2 separate regions of the Homo sapiens genome follow, and region 2 is linked to region 1. The links are chromatin contacts, found by Hi-C or POLR2A ChIA-PET in ENCODE. All regions are on one chromosome and are shown on one strand. Each heading gives the region's core, a stretch centred on a gene start or an enhancer-like site at or near the end of the contact. The rest is flanking DNA. Distances are from core to core; before and after follow the strand shown.

Region 1 (5,608 bases), core at 1,385-3,884:
TCTTCAGATAATATTTTTTAAGCTCCTCTGATATAAGCAGAACTATTACCTGAGGTCCTGGGAATGAAGATTATGAAGCTAGAAGACAAACAGTCAAATCTTCCCAACTTGTACTTTATATTCCCTGCTGAGTGTCTAACCTTAAAAAGAAGGTAGAACCAAACAAACTGAGTTTGAATCCTGGACCCATCTCTCATTAGCTGGGTAATATGAGGCAAGTTATTTAATCTTCCTGAACCTGTTTCCTTACTTGTAAAATGTTGATATGAGCTACCTTATAGAGTTACCATGACAATTAAATTGGATAATATAGAGAAAACGCTGAGCATTCATTTGTTGGTTTCCTCATTCATTCAACAAAGGTTAACTGAGGTTCCACTACCATCCAGGTACTGGGTACAACAACATAAAAGACAGAATAAAAGCTATTATTATTTACCAAAAACAGTTTGTTTCCAGAGCTGCAGCAGACCTGTCAAATTTTGACTTTAGTTCAAAACTGTCATTCACACCTAGCTTGCCTAAAATACTCATTTTTATTTTGCCAAATGTGATCCCAGGTAGGAGTCTTGCTCCTGTCATACCTTCACCCCCAAAACTAGTCATCTAGCAGGCGTTCTGCTATAGGACACCTTCAGAACACTTGGAAGAAGCATTGATCAGAGCCAAAGGTGGTATCCCAACTCTCTTCTGGGCAAGCCGCTCAGGAGAACTTGATACGCCTGTGCTACAAGGCCCATCCTGGATGCCTGGGAGTCCTTGGGTGCTTACAATTCCATGAGTGGACTCTGAGTCTTCCCAGAACTCAAGATCAATAGGACTGGCTCATCCCCATCATTGCCACTGGGGCACTGATAAAGCTAAGAGCAACAGCTAAGGGGTCTGAAAGCCACATTTTCATGAGCGTTTATGTCTTTCAATGGTGCTTTACTCTAGAGTTTTTGATAAAATTCTTTATAAATGACCCACCTCTGGAGTTAGTGGGTTTCAAGGCTGGTGGGCTCTTCTTCAATGTAAGTTTAACATTCCCTTTCCTGGCTAGCCTGCAAGCCTCCAGGCAAGCACAGGCCTAGCTGTGTCAGGTGCTGGACATTCAGCATACATTAACAATCATTTTGCACTTAGAAAAAAAAAGGTGTTTTCAATTGCATTTTGGAACCTGGGACTCAGAGCAAAAGAATAAAAGCTGAATCCTAAAATAAGAAATGACCTGCCTTGGGTTATAGTGGGGGAAGGGGTGGGCGAAGAGGGAATTCTAGAATAAAATTCAGAGCCATCTGTGAAGCTAAGGATAGGACAGTGGACAGTTGAGCTGTGCCTAAAAATCTTTGATTTGCAGACTCCTCTCATTAGGGAGCCGCCTGAATCTCTTCCCTTAGAAACTAAAATACGGATCGTGACTACCTCCAGGCAGGGGTTTTGCATGACTGCCTCCTACCTGGAGGTGACAGCCTAGTCTCTCCCCACAGAAATTCTCAGTACAAAAAGGCTGTCACTATATCCCCCCACCCCACCCCCCAATCTGATGCATCTAAAATTTAGATGTACAAAAAACAGTGGCTTCTTTTCATTTTCCTTACTCCTGGCTGGCGCCTCTAATTGCTCACTGAAAACAGTGGTTTGGATATTAATAGGCTGTAACTCAAGGCCCTACCTGAAGCTCGTTGTCAGGGAAACAGCACTCCAGCCCCGCAGCTGCTTCCCCAGCCTGGGAAGTACGGATGAGTTGGTGGGAGTTGGGGATTGTTTTACAGCTTCTGTTATTTCTCCCACTTTCTGCTATTTCTCAAGACCAAGTTAGAGGAAGAGGGGAAACTGGAGAGGAGGGTGAGGGTAGAGTAGCCCGGAGAAGCTTAGAGGAAGAGAGGAACTCTTTGGGAGAGGAAGACTAGGGGTCCTTGAAGTATGGCTTGGGGCACTAGGATCTTTCCTCCCTCGGTCTACACGGGGTCACTCTCTGGGTGGCTCCCAGCACCCGGAGGCCCGGCCCCCTCTGCTGCCCTCACCTGTCCCTCCTGCCTGGGCGCTGGGTGGCCCGAGGAGAGCGCAGCCAAGTTCCCCAGAAGAGGGATATGAGCGGCCACAAGGCTGAGAAGCCGGACAAAAAAAGGCAGAGAGCAGCGCTGCGGTCGGACGGGCTAGAGGCGCAATCCCCTTCGCTCCCAGGCCGGGGTCCTGGAGAAGGCGGACGAGAACACGCACCCCCGTCACCCTCTCCCTGCGCCCCGGGGTGACGGACTCTCCGGGATCCCGCTCTCCAAAGCTAGCACCAAGTGCCTCGGACGCCCGCGCGCGTTCCCGCGTCCCGGGATGATCTTTGCCGCAGCTGCCGGGCTTCCCGGGCCCCGCACCCCTCCCACCCCACGCCCGACAACCGGGGCTGGACTCCCACCCGGTCCTCTGGGCCCTGCGCGTCAGGCGCCCCCTGGGCCCAGCGCTCCTTTGAGCTGGCGCCGCGCGTCCCAGCCTTGCGCACCCGCACCCAGCTCCCTTGGCCGCCGGGCCCTCCTGGGACTCACCTGCCCTGGGACTGAAGCGGGGGCCACCCCGAGCCCGGGGGTGGCGGCGGCGGCGGCGCAGGGGGAGGAGGGCAGCGCGGGGCTCCTGGCACAGCGGCCGCCGGGCGCCTGGTGCTGCCGAGCCGCGGACCCGCCCAGAGATATAAATAACATTATCTGAGGAGGGACATTCCTGCCGGGGGACATCGCTGCTGCCGGGACCAGATAGTCCCGCGGCGGGGGCGGGGAGGCGGGGCCGCAGCCTCCCGCAGCGCCAAGCCCAGCCCCCGCCTTCCCCACCCACTCACGCACCTGCCAATCAGCCTCCGCGCCTGGGGGCACCTGCCGGGCCTCAGCCCGGCTCCTGGAACCCGCCTCTGCCTCCCCGCCCGCCGCTGAGCCTGGGGCGCCTCCATCGTCGTTCATTGCCCCTAACCCCGCGCCACCCCGAGCCCCCTGAGGCGGGAAGGGGGTTGGACTCTAGCTCGGGCCTAATTCGTGCGCCCGGAGAGGCAAGCCTGGTGGCGAAAATGAGCCCTCCAGCCTTTCCCGCCCTGCATCCCCACTGCACACAGTTCAGTTTTTAAAATATATGAAAAGACATTTAGGCCATAGGGTGGGCGCGGCGGGTACCCGGGAGGTGAACCCCCGCCGTGGCGGGTTTGGGAGGGACAGATTGTTCCCGGGGGCTGGTGCATTAGAAAGCGCGCTCCCGGGCGGGCTTCTCTCGGCTGGCGGTGGGAGGGCAGGGGGCGGGCACTGGGCCCGAGGGCCCCACCCCCAGCCCGAGCTCAGTGTCGCTGTTTCTGCCCGAAAACCTAGTGTAATCAGGACGAACCAGGCAAAGCTGGCGGCGCGCAGCCTGCAGTCCCAAGGAGCTCGCACATTGTAGGGACTGTAATCAACAGGCAGGCTGCCACACCTGCCCACTGGCACCTCCTGGCCGGCCCGGGTCTCCGGGCGAGTGGGGGTGCCTCACTACAAGCCTGGATGAGGCGCGGCGCAGCAGGCCAGAGGAAATACTAGAACCGATGGTGCCAAAAAGGCATCTCCGAGTTGCCCCCGGAGAGAAACTCAATAGAACACCGGCAGCTTGCAAGGCAGTACATTTTCTTGACTTTCTAACGATCAAGGTCATTGTTCAGTAAGGTTTACGTGTACGCCTTGAGGTAGCTTTCATCTCTTTTCTCCACCTGCGGTGCCTGGGATGATTTCTCACCAGCTATCAACGCAGGTAATCTCAGGTATTATGGAAATGGCCGTGGAGATTAAAAGCGCATAGATGCAGAAGAAGTTTTAACTTTTACTGATGCTGCCTGGTGTTCTTAACAAGGGAACAGTCTTACTCCTGAGTTATTTGCTTGGGATTATAATTGTGCTGTTTTCCAGAATTCACCCAGGAAAGGGGTGTTTGCCAGATGTTCGAGTTTAGTTTATATATTGAACATATGCAAAGATACTTCACTTCCTGCTGCAGTCCCACTTCTTGAGGGTGGGTATTTAGACACTGAGATGTGCTGAGTGGGACAAACGCCCCAGGTATTACAGAGCCACAGAATTCTTCACTCCACCCTCCTCTTGGCTGGATCCTTATTACAGCTCAATTTTCCAAGAGACACTAGTAATATGGGAAAGAGGATACAAAAACATTCATGGTCATCGATAGATTCGCAGTGATCCCCTCCTCCCCTTTGTTGACAACATTTAAGAATGCATTTTTCTATTACTGAGTTAAAAAGAGAAAGTTCTGTTTTGTGAAAAAAAATGTTTAAAAGTCAAATTCTGGCAAGGAAAGCTCAAGAAAAACAGGCCAACTTCAAAAGCTGAGACTATTATATATCTCAAGAAGAAATCCTTCATCTATTTTTGTTAGAAAAAAATGGAGGGAAATTATGTATTTATGGTTTTTTAAAAGCTTGTATGAATAAACTTATTAGATAAATTCATGGTTCTCTAGAATGGTGGTTCTGCAGCTACGTAATTATATACTATGCAAGCCAGATAATTCCTTAGCTATAGGTCTGTGGCACTGAACTGAATAGTTGCATACATATTTTTCTTTGTAGCCTTAAAATTTATAATTTTCAACCATAAGAAAAAATTAATATGATAAAACTCCAAATCAGCAGACAGATTACCCCAACATTTTACAAACCAGCTCAGCTGCTTTAGTTATCTCCACTTTAGCTGAAAGCTAAATAATTCAATACAACCTCATTTGCTACAGAGCATGTTATCCTGACAGCATCCCCAAATGCTTTACAGCTAATAGAGTTACAGTGAAATGATAAATCAGAACTGAGGAAGAGAGGAAATTTAGGCTTGCAGTGAGGAAAGGGCATTGTCAAATAATAGGGAAAGGGGAACAGATCTCTGTGGCCAGGAATGAGAAATTGGGAGAATAAAAGAAGGGAGAAAGGTTGGGCATGGTGACTCACACCTGTAATCCCAGTACTTTGGGAGGCCGAGGCAGGCGGATCACTTGAGGTCAGGAGTTCAAGACAAGCCTGGCCAACATGGCAAAACCCTATCTCTACTAAAAACACAAAAATTAGCTGGGTGTGGTGGTGCGCACCTGTAATCCCAGCTACTTGGGAAGCTGAGGCAGGAGAATCACTTGAACCTGGGAGGCATAGGCTGCAGTGAGCCAAGATCACGCCACTGCACTCCCACCTGGGTGACAAAGCAAGACTCTGTTTCAAAAAAAAAAAAAAAAAAAGAAGGGAGAAGGAAACACATACATATGTTCGTTATCAAGGTCATCATTGTGGGCAATAGGGATCACGTCTGGAGGGACCTCCTCAGAAGAGTATAGAATACCTCTTGGAATTGTCTATGTGAAGGATAGGAGATTAACCCTCATCCTGGTTGGACAAAGGACTGCCCCCACTGGTCTCCCACCCATGTTGAAAACCTACACTTCCGAGCTACCCAGCAAGCTCCACATAGGCAGTCTGCAGATTTGGAAGAGTTCTGGGGCCAGAAGAGAAGGTGTGCATTTGAGAATAGATGTTGACAGCCAGAGAGTGGGGGGTAAACCTTCACAGAACTGTCTACTCAGGTCTAGCTGAAACCAACAGGTGAGGCCAAGAAGATATAAGTTGAGACTT
Region 2 (5,214 bases), core at 80-2,579, 73 kb after region 1:
AAGGCAGTGCTTCCAAGACCTCAGGCAGAGAGCCACAGCAGCACCCTCTGCTACTGTGGAAACTTCATCATGCTATCCTGAGGAACTCTCTCAGGGTCTCGCCCTAAATGATGGGGGGTGTAGCCTCCTTCCTTCCAATCTTAACATAGTGTGGCACAGCCCAAGGGCAAAGCCTAATCCTGAGATAAATTCACAATGGTTAGTGTGCCAGTTCCTTCTAATTCCTGCCCTTTGGTGCTTGTAGTCAATCCCCTAAAGTTTCTTAGAGGTTGGAGATTAAGGCTTATAGGAAGAGATGGGCTTCTGAGACTTCGCTTCCATCCATCAGAGAGGTGGCCAGTTATCCCAGGTGAAGCCTAGGAATTTTACACATGGCAGGGGCAGCTAAGGAGCAGCCAGAAGTCCTCTTCTCCTACATCTGCCTCCTCCTCCTCCCCAGCTCACCAGATCTGTATCCGCACTTTGATGCCGTCTACCTCTATGGTCTTCATCTTAAAGTCAACACCTGAAGAAAGGAAGAAAGAAAGAAAGTTAGAAAGCGTACCCACGAGAAATGAACAGGAAAGGGCCAGGCAATCACACTTGAAAGGTTTCCTTTCAGTTTAATTTGGCAAAGGGATGAAGTAATGTAAAGGCCTTCTTTAAGCAGAAACTGACCTTAAGGAAGTATCTGAAGCTTTGAAAGGGGCTTTCCTCCCTCCCTGAGCTGAAAGTTGCCACAAGTAAAGGCCCTGGGGGACCCAGAGGAGGGAGAGTGAATCTGGGGAAATCTACTTCATCACTGCCTTACTCGACAGACTTAAAACATGTCTCGTTCTAGTCATGTGTGAAGTCTTCCTATTTATACTTCTGGAGAGAACGCTGTGTTTATCCTTCCTGAAATTCTAATCTCTAGGAATAGCAACCCACATTATTTGCCTGCTTTCTTCCCTCTCTCTCTTTGCCTTGTTAATAACCAGAAGGGGTCATAGTGCCAGACTGTGGAGAGAGAGGAGGGCTCTTCCAACCCATGATTGTACCTGAAGCCTCAGCACCCAGCCAAGGCTCACCAAAAAGAAGGCCTCATGCGTCTTGGTTGCTGACTCACTCATTCACCATAGGAGGCACTGTGGTTGACTAGAAGGAGCATGGGCTTTGGTGTCAGGCCTGAGCTTATCTCCTCCCTCTGGCCACTCATAGCTCATTGCTATAACATCAGGCACCTTGCTTCACTGAGCGTCCATTTCTGCCTCAGTAAATATCTTCATCAGGGACATTACCAGTATCTCAGAGGGTTGCTGAGGAGGCCGGATGAGATACAGCACCTGGCCCAATTGACTGCAGCTGTCATGAGCTAGTGCAGGGCCGGGTACATGCGGGTGCTTATGAGTGACTGTCATAGGACCAGATGAAGAGGCAGTGGCATGGCATGGCATGTCACTGCGGGAGGGAAAGGAAGCAAAGAGTTCCCACGCTTCTTCATCCAAGGGCTGGAGGAGCTAAGCTGCCACGAGACACAAGAAACCGAAGGGATTTGGCAAATGCGTGCAGGGCAGAAACATATTGGAGAAATCTGCAGCAAGAGAAGTCAGCACCACCAGCAGCAGCCAGCTTGACTCTGAGTGACAACAGAGAGATGAGGGAGGTTGTTTTGCTGACCATGCCTCTCCCCAACTCTAACTATACCCAGGCACTATGCCCAGGGATTCAAGAGCTACGTCTGGTGGGTTAATTAAGCTTACGTCTTTGTGTACTCCCTGGAGCAAGGTCAGGAGTGGGCATGATCAGCCACAGTTTTCAGATGGGAACATGGTAGAGTTCCGAACCGTCTGCCACCAGCTGCACTGCCCGGCCCAGAAGGCCTGAAGGCACCAGCATCCCCATCACCACTGCCACTCCACCTCCGCATCAGTTATTTGCCAAATGGGAGACATCTTCCCTTATCTGTGCTGTCCCCAGCTTTCTACAAAGGCAAACAAATTAAATTCTGTCTCTTCCTTCCCACCATCAAGACCAATCATCATTTAATTACAAGGGAAAAAAGATGCAGAACGGGCAACCTGAACTAAATCGATTTGGTCAGACGTGAATCATTTCTCGCCTGCCCAAGCTGATTCATATCCATTGAGCTGTACTTTTCCAAATGGGCAATGCCTGGCAGCCATTCTTCCATGTGTGCAGAGAAAGAGTGAAGAGAAGGAGGGAGGAAGGGAGGAAGGAGAGAAGCATCAGGCCTTGGGAAGCAGGAGTATGCTTATTTCTGCCTGGATCAACGGTTATCAGGCACCTGTTTCTCCCCAGTACCTGGCATAGAAGGGAATCAAGACATTCTTGTTTCATGATACAGCACCTTCTTCCAAGAAGAACGAGAAATTTTCTCCAATTTGTAATATACCTGGTTTATCCTCACACTAGCCTAGCAAACCTGGCCAAGGACAGTGCCTTGTGCAAAGCCATCACAAGGGGGACAGGAAGAGAGAAGGTTTTATTTCCTTTATCCCACAAACATTTATGGGAACTTCCTATGTGCCCTGCACAGTGCTCAGTGCAGACAGAGCAGTGAAAAAGACATGGCCCCTGCCCTCAGAGAGCCTAGTGGAAAGGAAACAAGGGCTCAGAGAGGTCAATGGCTAGCCAGGGTCAGCACAGCACGTGCAGAGATTCCAACACAGGTCCATCTATGCTGGAACCCACGCTGCCCCTTGCGCTGGTTCTTAGGGAAGCAAGAGGAGAGTCGTGTAGTTGGCTAGGCCTGGAAGCCCTAACTCTGCTTAGTTTCCTTTTTGCCTGTGGGTGCCTGAGAAGGACTTTGCTAGGAGAGGAACTTCCAATATTAAGGTGAATTTTTCCCTGTGAGAGAAGAGGGGATGGAGGGAGAGGTGAAAGCAGGCAACTGTCCCCAGAGACAGAACTGACAAGGAGACAGGGTACTCCACCGGAAGTGAGGCTGGGCAGTGACTCCTTCTCACCTCCTCCCTCACTTCTTAGCTATGTGGCGGGGGACTAAGGCTGAGGAATTCCGGGGCTCGCAGCACTCCCCGGCCTCACACACACCCCACCATCTTGCAACCTAGGTCTCACTGGCCACCTGGGAACATGTGTTTTATTCACCTTTTGGCTATTCATATGCATTCACATATGATGGAAGAAACAGAGTAAGTCTATGTCTTCTGAAGGATTTTCCTTCCTCCCTCCCCGCCCACACAACCTCTCTTAAATTTAAAAAAGGTTAACAGCCCAAGGATCTTCAAGAGGAATCTATTGCTTCTGCGCTCTGTTCCCACACAACCTGGGCCTTCAGCTGTGTCCACCTACCAGTCAAGCCCTGGCCCCAGTAACCCGTGCCCATCGTGGCTCCTTCCCTCTCCCTGCGTGGCTGTTGGTTTTTTCCACTGCTGAGCACTGCAGGACAAAGTCAACACACTGGCCTTATTGAGGCCTCTGCAGACGGATGCTTTCTCACCTTGGCCAGCCCTCGCAGCTGCTTAGCAAACTGTTTATTCACATGTGTGTTCACCTATCACTGTCCCCCCACTGAAGACTTCAGCTCCAGGGCACCCCCTCCCCACCCCTGTGCTCTCAGCAGGATACCTTCTCCACTGTTTTATGGCCCAGATGAATGCCTTTCCTCTGAAGCCACCTCCTTTCTTCAGATTTTCCTAAGTTCTCTCTGCCTTCCCTCAGGGAAGAGTCCTCTGTCCACATCTGGCCTCTTTTCGGTCATCAGCCCCACCTGGGTGCACACCCAGAGAGTCAGCCCTTTTTGTTGCATCTTTAGTATCCGTGAGAAGAAGAGATATTCTCCATCTATCTCTGCCTCCAGTGGTTTCACATTCCGGCTCCTCTAAGGTCATATTTCTCAAACTTCCAGGTGCATGAGAATCACGCGGGGATTGAGTTAAAATGCAGATTCTGATCTGGTAGGTGTAGGGCAAGGCCTGAGATGCTGCAGGAAGCTCCCAGGTGAAGATGACGCTACTGTCCACATATCGCCTGAGTAACAAGCTGTTCTCAAAGTGTGTCCCTGGACCCACAGCATCAGCATCACCTGGGACTTGTTAGAAATGCAAATTCTGGCCGCACGCGGTGGCTCACACCAGTAATCCCAAGACCTTGGGAGGCTGAGGTGAGTGGATCACCTGAGGTCAGGAGTTTGAGACCAGCCTGGCCAACATGGTGAAACCCCCGTCTCTACTAAAAATACAAACGTTAGCTAGTCATGGTGGCGGGCACCTGTAATCCCAGCTACTCAGGAGCGGGTCTGGGGTGTGGGGAGAATCGCTTTAACCCAGGAGGCAGAGGCTGCAGTGAGCTGAGATCATGCCACTGCACTCCAGTCTGGGCGACAGGGTGAGACTTCATCTCAAAAAAAAAAAAAAAGAAAAGAAAGGAAAAGAAAACGAAATGCAAATATGCAAATTCTTGGGCCTTACCTCAGACCTATAGAATCAGGCCCTCTAGGTATGGGGTCCCGCAATCAGTTTCAATAAGCTCTCACAGTGATTCTCACACATGCGTAAGTTTGAGAACGACATTAGGACAAAAGTTTTGCACCTGAAGTGTCAAGAGAGCGAGAGCACAAGAGTTCTCTGTTTCTCAAGGTGTGCTTTGCAGAGCTTCGGCTTTAGAATCACCTGGGGTGACTTAAAACAAAGACAAAAACAATGACCTTGACGTGCCTAGACCTACTGAATCATAATTTGAGGGTGAGGCCCAGAAATCTGTATTTTTAACAGCACTGTGGGTGATATTAGATAGAAGTAGTTTCAAGAGCTATATATGTCATGGAAGAAACATCCATTGGCCTGGAGTCAGAAAGACCTGGTCCAAGTCCTGGTTCTGGCACTTACTGTGTAACTTCAGGCAAGTCTCAACTTCTCCTAGCTTCAATTTTTTTTTTTTTTTGGGATGGAGTCTCACTCTGTTGCCAGGGATGGAGTGTAGTGGAGCAATCATAGCTCACTGCAGCCTCGATCCTCCAGGACTCAAGCAATCCTCCCAGCTCAGCCTCTGGGTAGGTAGCTGGGACTGCAAGTGTGCACCACCATGCCCAGCTAATTTTTTTTTTTTTTGTAGAGATGAGGTCTCCCTGTATTGCCTAGACTAGTCTTGAACTCCTGGGCTCCAGCGATCCTCCCGCCTCAGCTTCCCACAGTGCTGGGATTATAGGCATGAGCCTCCGCACCAGGCCGATTTTCTTAAGTGTAGAAGGAGAATACTGCTTCCCTCCTAAGG

Evidence for each region. Hi-C counts contacts between places; a loop is a spot of excess contacts on that map. ChIA-PET counts read pairs that join two places held with the same protein, here RNA polymerase II (POLR2A). Pooled maps may share reads with other maps.
Region 2: a loop to region 1 is called in a pooled map, with 2.2 times the contacts of the local background. The contact joins the enhancer-like site here to the promoter of SPTB in region 1. A Hi-C loop is called at or near these places in 2 of 50 pooled maps. POLR2A ChIA-PET finds 5 or more read pairs at or near these places in 2 of 52 experiments (T-cell and activated CD4-positive, alpha-beta T cell).

The regions. Positions count from the first base shown.
Region 1 is chr14:64,877,273-64,882,880 of GRCh38, forward strand. SPTB (spectrin beta, erythrocytic) reads right to left here and starts at 2,635. Exons shown (of 36, transcript NM_001355436.2): 1 at 2,520-2,635. LOC105370534 (a long non-coding RNA gene) reads right to left here. Exons shown (of 3, transcript XR_943942.3): 3 at 3,609-4,116. RefSeq lists silencers at 2,746-2,915, 2,966-3,105, 3,176-3,255.
Region 2 is chr14:64,952,067-64,957,280 of GRCh38, forward strand. The region is part of intron 3 of CHURC1-FNTB (CHURC1-FNTB readthrough); the gene reads left to right. It overlaps RAB15 (RAB15, member RAS oncogene family), which reads right to left. Exons shown (of 7, transcript NM_001308154.2): 2 at 445-505. Among named protein-coding and RNA genes, the nearest start is that of GPX2, 12 kb to the left of the region's middle. RefSeq lists an enhancer at 2,827-3,704. Within about 2 kb of position 1,330, at least 2 of the 41 ENCODE cell types and tissues checked have a DNase peak (open chromatin) inside an H3K27ac peak, as active enhancers do.